Regions from separate parts of the Homo sapiens genome. Here region 2 is linked to region 1. A link is an interaction called in ENCODE POLR2A ChIA-PET data of the cell type or tissue named here. Cell type or tissue: endothelial cell of umbilical vein. All regions are shown on one strand. Each heading gives the region's core, and the rest is flanking DNA. Links, peaks and the distances in the headings are about the cores only. Region 1 has its middle 100 kb from the start of MYO10. Region 2 has its middle 30 kb from the start of MYO10.

What was found. ChIA-PET counts read pairs that join two places held together with the same protein. Peaks named below come from ENCODE experiments on the same cell type or tissue, not always from the same donor. Only the 100,000 strongest peaks of a DNase experiment are listed, where the experiment ranks them.
Region 2: POLR2A ChIA-PET joins it to region 1 with 5 read pairs; 3 of 35 experiments call an interaction of 5 or more read pairs at or near these places.

The regions. Positions count from the first base shown.
Region 1 is chr5:17,035,367-17,040,743 of GRCh38, reverse strand. No RefSeq gene overlaps it. Among named protein-coding and RNA genes, the nearest start is that of MYO10, 100 kb to the right of the region's middle. In endothelial cell of umbilical vein, for the core only: no CTCF peak of the experiment used is centred there; a DNase peak (open chromatin) is centred at 2,853; H3K27ac peaks cover 1,551 bases.
Region 2 is chr5:16,963,790-16,969,166 of GRCh38, reverse strand. No RefSeq gene overlaps it. Among named protein-coding and RNA genes, the nearest start is that of MYO10, 30 kb to the right of the region's middle. In endothelial cell of umbilical vein, for the core only: no CTCF peak of the experiment used is centred there; no DNase peak of the experiment used is centred there.

The DNA of each region.
Region 1 (5,377 bases), core at 329-5,328:
CCCCTAAAAGCCACATAAAATGACAGACGCTCTGCTGCATTTAGGTGATGATGCCGTCCTGGAGAAGAAATTTTTCTATACCTGACTTAGCTCATGATTGCCAGTCGTACGTGATGTATTCTCTCAGCCCCGTAAGAACATTTACTACCCACTAGTCATATTATTATTCTACTAGTAGTAACATTCTTTTAAATATTGTAAAGAATCTATACATCAGCTGTCTGAAAAGTATTTGATGGTCCTTTGTTCTCTTTTATTAAAACTCTCATGTCTTTGTAAGAAATAGAGCACTTTTATATTTTTTATTTTATTTTATTTGAAGACAGGGTCTCACCATGTTACCTAGGCTGGTCTCGAACACCTCGGCTCAAGTGATCCTCCCGCCTCAGCTTCCCAAAGTGCTGGGATTACAGGTATAAGCCAGCATGCCAGCCCAGAAATAGAGTGTTTTAAGGTGCTATAAGAAAAACAGTACGGGCCGGGCTCCGTGGCTCACACCTGTAATCCCAGCGCTTTGGGAGGCTGAGGCAGGCGGATCACAAGGTCAGGAATTTGAAACCAGCCTGGCCAATATGGTGAAACCCCATCTCTATTAAAAATACAAAAATTAGCCAGGCTTGGTGGCACACGACTGTAGTCCCAGCTACTCAGGAGTCTGAGGCAGAAGAATCACTTGAACCCGGGAGGAGGAGGCTGCAGTGAGCCGAGATTGTGCCATTGCACTCCAGCCTGGGTGACAAGAGCAAAACTCTGAAAAAAAAAAAAAAAAAAAACCAGAAAGAATAAAGAAAGAGAGAGGAGGAGGAGGAGAAGGAGGAGGATGGGGGGGGAAGAGGGAAAGAAAGAAAAAGAAAGAAAGAAAGAAAGAAAGAAAGAAAGAAAGAAAGAAAGAAAGAAAGAGAGAGAGAAAGAGAGAGAGAAAGAAAGGAAGAAAGAAAAACAGTTTATGATCCTATCAAGTTAAAGAGTGATAGCAGTATGAGGTTCTAGTTGTGGAAGTTATACCTGTGGAAGTTATGCCTGAAACTCAAGCTATAGAAAGAAAAAGTTGGTCAGAAGGCTTTTTAACAAGTTTTACATAGAATTAATATACATTAGAATGACATGACTGGAAAATTTGAAATTATGAAAAACATCCATCAGCATGCATCGTAATCCACTGGAGGGCAGTTAAAGTCAATTGCTGGGCCCCAACTCCACAGTTTCAGATTCAGTGAATCTGGGACCCAAGAATGGACATTTCTAACAATTTCCTAGGGGAGCCCACTCAGAGGTCCACTGCCTTATACACATAACACCTTAGAATTGGCTTTTCTCAATGTGCTACATATACACCATGGAATACTATGCAGCCATGAAGAAGAATGAGATCACGTCCTTTGCAGGGTCATGGATGATGCTGGAAACCATCATCCTTAGCAAACTAACACAGGAACAGAAAACCAACCACCACATGTTCTTACTCATAAGTGGGAGCTGAACAATGAGAACACATGGACACAGGGAGGAGAACAACACACACTGGAGTCTATTGGGGGGATGGGGAGGGAGAGCATTAGGATAAATAGCTAACGCATATGGGGCTTAATACCTAGGTGATGGGTTGATAGGTGCAGAAAACCACCATGGTACACATTTACCTATGTAACAAAACTGCTTGTCCTGCACATGTACCCTGGAACTTAAAGTAAAATAAAATTAAAAAAAAAAAAAGAATTGGCATTTCTCTTGAACGAGCTATGGATAACTAGCATGTTTGCATCAGTCATGCACCATCCACGAAAATGGAATGGATGTTTCCTGCTACCCTGGGGACTGTTGACACATTTTTTGGTACCATGTTTTGTTCAACTATCCAGTCTATACTTATTAAACAGACTGCAACAAAAAGTCTAGAAGCTATTCTTGGAATGAAATGAACTTCCAGAAGACTGATAACATTAGCATTAAGTGTTAAATGAAATTTATTTTAGGAGCTTCAAGGGTATGTTTGGTTCATTGGCTGTCTCCTCAGAGAAACCATTTTCTCTTCAGCCTCAGAAAACAAAACAGTTACATAACACGCCTGAGATCGCACAGCACACAGTGGATAGACGTGGTCTCCACAATGGAGCTTTCTGCTTTCTGCCTCTGTTTAGTGCCTAGGACATGGCAGGTGTGCAAGAAATGTATGCAGAACTGTGAAATCATTAGAGGGAGAGAGAGGAGAGGGGGAGACACAACTCTGGTAGAATAAATCTTCAAGGTTGTCCACAGGAGTCAGAGCTGGCTCCTTACATTTCTTTTCATTTCTTTTTCTTTCTTTCTTTCTTTCTCTTTTTTTTTTTTTTTTTTTGAGACAGGATCTCACTGTCACCCGGGCTGGAGTGCAGTGGCACAATCTCAGCCTCAACCTCCTGGGCTCAAGTGATCCTCCCACCTCGGCCTCCCGTGTAGCTGGGACTACAGGTGCACACCACCATGCCCAGCTAATTTTTGTATTTTGTGTAGAGACGGGTCTTGCCATTTTGCCTGGGCTGGTCTCAAACTCCTGGGCTCAAATGATTTGCCCACCTTGGCCTCCGAAATTGCTGGAATTACAGGCGTGAGCCACCAAGCCCAGCCTTGCGTCCTTATGTTTCTGAATTATTTTGCTGCTCTCCAAAATTCCCAACTTCCCTCTTCTTAGGATGAAAGTTGCTCTCTGTACAAAGGTAATTGGTATCATAGCCTATGCCCAGGAGAGACTAAAACAAAAACTCCAAATGCTATTTTTAGCAGTTGGTGTAAGCAGGATGTGCAGGTCATTGTTTTAAAACCACATCACCCAACAAAGAAAAATAATCGAGGTTGTTGTTTTGGATTTTTTTCTCTGACTCACTCCTAATACTATTACCTTGTTTTCTAATTGGCCTAGAAACTATTATTTCATCCTTTGTATTATCTTGGGCTTATTCTTTTAAATAACCTGGAATGGAATTAAGATCTACCACTCGATTTTCAATTTTACCCATATTAGGCATGACTGTCAAACAGTATTTCCCTGTCAGATTTCAGGATCATTTTGCAAATGGCAACCAAGCAGTCCCATCACTCCAACTTGTAGGATCACAACAGACATACCTCGGCACATTGGAGTCAGGGCTGTGTCCCTAAGATGGATATACAGGCCCACTGGACTGCCTCTACATTTTGTGCATTCATTCCTATCTCTATCCTACAAGCTGGCCAGACCTCAAAGCTTTGGCTTGTGTTTGGTTGCATTGTTCGATTTTTTTTTTTTTCCTGCTGGTCTGATGGCTTTTAGGGTCAGTGATAGGTCTTTTAGAAATGAGATATGTTCAGAGGGTTTAGGGGCAAATAAATCATTCAAGGGGACTTAGCCTAGTCGTTTATCACTAACGCATTGCTGGCTGATGGGCCTCAGGGTGGGTGGTCTCTCTGGGGACTAGACAGAGGGAGATGGGACTCAGGTTCTTATTTTATTCTCTGTTCAATGAAAGGAAGGTCTGCTTTATTTGGAAAACAAATTGGTTGTTTCTAGAACTTGGGATTTTATATAATAGCTAATATTGCTAAAGACTACTATTTATTCAGGTTCCCTAATCTGTCAATGTCCTAAGCAATCTACCAACAACTCTGGAAATTATGTATGATAATTTCTATTTTACATAAAGGAAACTACAATGTAGAAAAGCTAGGTGACTTTCTTTTTTTTAGACGAAGTCTCGCTCTTGTCACCCAGGCTGGAGTGCAATGGTGCGATCTTGGCTCACTGCAACCTCCACCTCCCAGGTTCAAGCTATTCTGCCTCAGCCCCCCGAGTAGCTGGGATTACATGCGCCTGCCACCATGACTGGCTAATTTTTGTATTTTTTTTTTTTTAGTAGAAACGGGGTTTCACCATGTTGGCCAGGCTGGTCTCAAACTCCTGACCTCAGGCAATCCGCCCGCCTGGGCCTCCCAAAGTGCTGGGATTATAGGTGTGAGCCACCGCGCCTGGCCGTGACTTTCTTTTTCCTCCCTTTTTTTTTTTGAGACAGTGTGTTGCTCTGTCACCCAGGCTGGAGTGCAGTGGTGCCATCACGGCTCACTGCAGCCCAAACTCCCAGGCTCAAGCAATCCTCCTACCTCAGTCACCTGAGGGGCTGGGACTACAGGTGTAGGATGCCATGTCCAGCTAATTTTTTTTTTTTTTTTGAGAGATGAGACCTCGCTATGTTGCCCAGGCTGGTCTCATACTCCTGAGCTCAAGCGATCCCCCTACCTCGGTCTCCCAAAATGCCAGGATTACAGGTCTGAGCCACTACGCCTGGCCAGCCAGTTCTATTTGTCTCCAAATAATAATAGAGAATGTTTATTGAATTATTTTTTTTTTTTGAGATGGAGTCTGTCTCTGTCGCCCAGCCTGGAGTGCAGTGGTGCTATCTCGGCTCGCTGCAAGCTCTACCTCTTGGGTTCACACCATTCTCCTGCCTCAGCCTCCCGAGTAGCTGGGACTACAGTTGCCCGCCACCATGCCCGGCTAATTTTTTTTTTTTTTTTTTTTTTTTGTATTTTTAGTAGAGACGGGGTTTCACCATGTTAGCCAGGATGGTCTCGATCTCCTAACCTTGTGATCTGCCCGCCTCGGCCTCCCAAAGTGCTGGGATTACAGGCGTGAGCCACTGCGCCCAGCCTATTGAATTCTTTATGTTAATCCCTCTATGTGTATTATTTCTTTTGAAATAAGAAAGATCCAGAAGAGCTATGAGATGTGTCCAAGTCACATAGGGAGATTAGACAGTGCCTCCAGTTCCCAGTCACCTTGTGTCTTTCTCGTCTGTGACACAAATTTTTCCATGGTACTGAAGCTCTGGGGAGAAGTCAGCAAAAACACTGGTCCTTGCTATGAAGGCAAGGTGTGGGGCTCTGGAGGCCAGGTGTGGGCTCTGGAGCTTTCTGGAGCTGGCTGCCTGGGTTTAAGTCCCGGCTCTGCACTCCCCTTGCTGTGTGACCCAGCACGAGTTACTTACCCTCTCTGTACTTCCATCTCATCATCTGTAAATGGAGATGACAACAGTGTCTTCAAAGGGCTGTCGTGAGGATCATTCTAGTAAAAAAAAAGTAAGTGACCTTTTATCAACAATGATTACTTCTGGGAGGAAAAAGGATGTCATAGGAGTGAATGTTCTCATTTTCCTCAGAACTTGATGAGATTTCAGGTCACTAGGATTAGCTCAGGGAACAGGTAAGATACTAACTAAAGAAATTAGGGTAAGTAGCTAATTAAAGTCTTGAAAACACTGCATAGAGATCAAGCCATGTTTGCAAATCCCAACTCCCAGCATCTCTAGGGTTCTGAATTTTCTGGAAACACTGCAAGAAAAGGAAAACAGAGAAGAATTTTAAACTCAAA
Region 2 (5,377 bases), core at 108-5,107, 71 kb after region 1:
CTCGGCTCACTGCAACCTCCACCTCCCCAGTTCAAGCGATTCTCCCACCTCAGCCTCCAGAGTAGCTGGGATTATAGGTGCCCGCCACCACACTCAGCTAATTTTTGTATTTTTAGTACAGACAGGGGTTTCACCATCTTGGCCAGGCTGGTCTCGAACTCCTGACCTCGTGATCTGCCCACCTTGGCCTCCCTAAGTGTTGAGATTACAGGTGTGAGCCACCACGCCTGGCCCGATTTTCAAAGTACTTAGTTAAGTTTGGCAGAATATTTCCATTATTATTCTAGTAGCCCTTTACAAAATTAGTTTAGTATGGCAATTTTGCTCATTAGGAATGCAGTCCAACTCACAGTGATCAATACATTTTGTATATTAAGTGCTCCTGGGTCATCTGATTAAATAATCATTCTAAAATTATACAGGGGTTCATATAAATATTACTAATTTGTATTTTCTGAAACTACCAAAACCCTCAGGTGTTATAAGACATTTCCAGGCAAGGTGCAGTAGCTGACACCTACAATCCCAGCACTTTGGGAGGCCGAGATGGGCGGCTCGCATGAGGCCATGAGTTCCGGACTAACTGGGGCAACATGGTGAAACCCAGTCTCTGCTAAAAATACAAAAATTAGATGGGCATGGTGTTGCACACCCATAATCCCAGCCACACAGGTAACTGAGACATGAGAATTACTTGAACCTGGAAGGCAGAGGTGGCAATGAGCTAAGATCGTGCCACTACACACCAGCGCTGGGGTGACAGAGGAAGACCCTGTCTCAAAAAAAAGAAAGACCATTTTTTTTTTTGAGACGTAATCTCACTCTGTCACCCAGGCTGGAGTGCAGTGGCACGATCTCAGTTTACTGCAAGCTCCGCCTCCTGGGTTCACGCCATTCTCCTGCCTCAGCCTCCGGAGTAGCTGGGACTACAGGAGCCACCACGCCTGGCTGATTTTTTTTTTTTTTTTTTGTATTTTTAGTAGAGACGGGGTTTCACTGTGTTAGCCAGGATGGTCCTGATCTCCTGACCTCATGATCCACCCGCCTTGGCCTCCCAAAGTGCTGGGATTACAAGCGTGAGCCATCGCGCCTGGCCAAGAAAGACCATTTCATAAGACTTAAGGCAGCAAAGTGAAATTACGTTCTCTTCTAGTTCTTTCCGATGGTTTTGGCTTGAGTTAAAAAAAAATCCTGGCCGGGCGCGGTGGCTCACGCCTGTAATCCCAGCACTTTGGGAGGCCGAGACGGGCGGATCACGAGGTCAGGAGATCGAGACCATCCTGGCTAACACGGTGAAACCCCGTCTCTACTAAAAATACAAAAATTAGCCGGGCATGGTGGCGCGCGCCTGTAGTCCCAGCTACGCGGGAGGCTGAGGCAGGAGAATGGCGTGAACCCGGGAGGCGGAGCTTGCAGTGAGCCGAGATTGCGCCACTGCACTCCAGCCTGGGCGACAGAGCGAAACTCCGTCTCAAAAAAAAAAAATAAAAAAAAATAAATCCTGAGCAGAGGCAAATGACATTGGATTTATCAGACCTTACTATATTTCCCTTCTACTACACTGCCTTTCAAAATAATAACATAGAAAGTACCCAAGCATGGCCGAGTGCGGTGGCTCATGGCTGTAATCCTAACACTTTTGGAGGCCGAGGCGAGTAGATCACTTGAGGTCGGGAGTTCAAGACCAGCCTGACCAACATGGTGAAAACCCGTCTCTACTAAAAATACTAGATTAGCTGGGACTGGTGGTGTGCGCCTGTAATCCCAGCTACTTGAGAGGCTGAGGCCAGAGAATCACTGGAACCCGAGAGGCAGAGGTTATGGTGAGCCGCAATCCTGCCATTGCACTCCAGTCTGGGCAACAAAAAAAAAAAAGAAAGAAAAGAAAAAGAAAAAGAAAAAAAAGAAAGTACTCAAGCATAATCGTCCTTGAGGAGAGAAGTGTTGATGCAAAAGACTCTTTATAGAGATGGGGTCTTGCCCTGTTGCCCAGCCTGGTCTCCAACTCCTCAGCTCAGGCAATCCTCCACCTCAGCCTCCCAAAGCACTGGGGTTACAGGTGTGAGCCACTGCACCTAGCCAGAAGCCTCTTTTTCTAATCTTTATATAGTAGCTAAGAGAATTATTATTTTAGTACACTCTGAGGAGCAAGTGTGGCATAGTAATTAAGTTCAATGAATTCTAGAACCAACGTACCAAAATTTAAATTCTGACTTTTTTTTTAAGCCAATTAAATTTAGCAGAGGGGAGTTGTATACTAAATTCTGTCTTTATCACTTACAAGTTTTGTGAGCTTAGACAAATTGCCCAAAGTCTAACACTTGGATTTCTTATGGAATAACAATAGGACCTCCCTCATAGTGTTTTGAGGAGGATTAAAGTAGATAATCTAGGTAAATTGTAGCCGGGCTCGGTGGCTCACGCCTGTAATCCCAGCGCTTTAGGATGCCAAAGCGGGTGGATCACGAGGTCAGGCGTTTGAGACCAGCCTGGCCAACACGGCGAAACCCCATCTCTACTAAAAATACAAAAAAAATTAGCCGGGCATGGTGGTGGTTGCCTGTATTCCCAGCTACTCAGGAGTCTGAGGCAGAAGAATCGCTTGAACCCGGGAGGCAGAGGTTGCAGTGAGCCGAGATTGAGCCATTGCACTCCAGCCTGGGCAACAGAGCGAGACTCTGTCTCAAAAAAAAAAAAAAAAAAATTGCCAGGCGCGGTGGCTCACACCTGTAATCCCAGCACTTTGGGAGGCTGAGGTGGGTGGATCACGAGGTCAAGAGTTCGAGACCAGCCTGGCCAACATGGTCAAACCCCATCTCTACTAAAAATACAAGAATTAGCTATATGTGGTGGTGAGCGCCTGTAATCCCAGCTACTAGGGAGGCTGAGACAGGAGAATCACTTGAACCTGGAAGGCAGAGGTTGCAGTAAGCAGAGATCACACCACTGCACTCTATCTTGGGCGACAGAGCAAGACTCTGTCTCAAAAAAAAAAAAAAAAGATAATCCAGGTAAATTGCACAAAATGAAGTAAGTGTTCAGCAAACGTCTTTAATGTTATGTAAGATTTTCGATTTTCCCTTGTATTGTAGAGTATGGAGCTAGATAATCAATAAATTATTTTGGTGGTCAAGAGTACATTAAAAAGGATCATCTATCTCTTGTCAAACTTTTACATGAGATAAACGAAATGATGAAGAGCTCAGTATACTCCAGATGTTGCTTAGTGCTTGGAGACTTTGGCTACAAATTCCTTTAAAATGTGAGTTTGCATGCCTTTGCAATTTTCTCCCTAACAAATGGCATTGATTCAACATGACTTAGGTTGCAAATACCAGACACTTTTTGATTACTTTCTTTAGTGTCACCTGGCTATCTTAATTGATAGATTAGGAGCAGCAGATCATCAGAGAAGCCCAGGAAATCTCACCATTTCTTTTTGTTTTCTCTGTCTAGGGATTCCAAGTCTTCTGTGTAAGGACATATTTAGAATTCCAAAAGGAAGAGGGGAAAAGAAAAAAACCCTTCAAAGTCACTAATCCAAGATCTTCTGATATTACTTTTAGAGTACTTTAGAGTACCTTTAAAGAAAACAAACTTTTAAAATTCCCCAAAGGACAGCAAGACTATTATTTCTGATAGTTGTAGACTTACTTAAACTTTCATAAAATATTTACGTTAAAAAATCTAAAAGGATGGGGTATGATAATCGAGTTTATTTTTATTTTATTGATCAGTTAATCAAAATAAAGTCCTCTTCAATATCCTTCAGACTAAAGTTTATGCTGACTTTTTGGATGAAAAAAATATATATAATCTTTCCTATCTAACAATATCAATGATATAAAATCATTATTGTTTTCATCTCTAATTCTTTAATTGTACTTATGTGACATATTATATTTACTGAAGAAGTCATCCAACATGGCCTACACATCTATCTTTTAGAGTTTTTTGGTAGAGGATATCTGTCATTCATTTGGGTGGCAGAATGAGGAGTCAGGGCATAATGAAAGGCTGAGTGCCCCGGCACTTTCATCTTTGCACTCATTTTCTGAAGTGCATTCCTTCACGAAATCTCAGTCGGCTCCTCCCTTCCTAAAATAACACTGTGACACTTCAAAATCTACCTCAGCCCTCCCCCACTACCCTAATTGCACATAAAACCACTAAGGGCGCTGTCAGGGCTGGCTACATAATTTATGGGACCTGGTGCAAAATGAAGATGCCTGACCTCTTGTTCCATATGCAGTGGGGGAAGTACCATTAAAAGAACTCAAGAAAAAGCTTTTTCCTTTCTTCTGTACTCTGTCCCTTCACTTGTCATAATGTTTTTTATTTGCTCTTTAATGTCATTCCAAGCTAAACAAAAAATTAAAATTTTAAATTAGGGAGGCTGAGGCAGGAGAATGGCATGAACCCAGGAGGCGGAGCTTGCAGTGAGCCGAGATCATGCCACTGCACTCCAGCCTGTGCGACAGAGCGAGACTCCATCTCATTAAAAAAAAAAATTAATTTCACCATTTTATTTATTTATTTAGAGACAGTGTGAGTCTTGCTCTGTCACCAGGCTGGAGTGCAATGGCGCGATCTTGGCTCACTGCAACCTCCACCACGCTCGGCCTCAACATTCATATTATATCGCACAATGCCCATTTTAAATGAAAATGTCGTGGCTCACGCCTGTAATCCCAACACTTCGGGAGGCCAAGGTGGCCAGATCACCTGAGGTCAGGAGTTCGAGACCAGCCTGGCCAACGTGGTGAAAGCCTGTCTCTAGTAAAAATACAAAAATTAGCTGGGCGTGGTGGTGGGCCCCTATAATCCTAGCTACTCGGGAGGCAGAGGCAGGAGAATCGCTTGAACCTGGAAGGTGGAGAAAGTGAAGGGGAGGGGAGGGGAGGGGAGGGGAGGGGAGGGGAGGGGAGGGAAGGGAAGGGAAGGGAGGGGAAGGGAAATGTTAGAGCATTTAACTCACGCAGAATCACCAAATTACACGGGAAGGGAAATGTTAGAGCATTTAACTCACGCAGAATCACCAAATTACACACTTCATTGTGCACGGATCATGTGTATTTTGTTCTGTCCTTACAAGAACTATGAAGGGCTCGGGGCGGTGGCTCACCCTTGTAATCTCACGGCTTTGGGAGGCTGAGGTGGAAAGATTGCTTGAGGCCAGGAGTTTAAAACTTGCCTGAGCAAGAACACAGGGAAATTTTATCTCTACAAAAAATTTAAAAATTAACCAGGCATAGTGGTGTCTGCCTGTAGTCCCAGCTACCAGGGAGGCTGAGGCAGGAAGATCATTTATGTCCAGGAATTCAAGGCTGCAGTGAGCTATGAGCATACCACTGCACTCCAGCCTGGGTGACAGTGA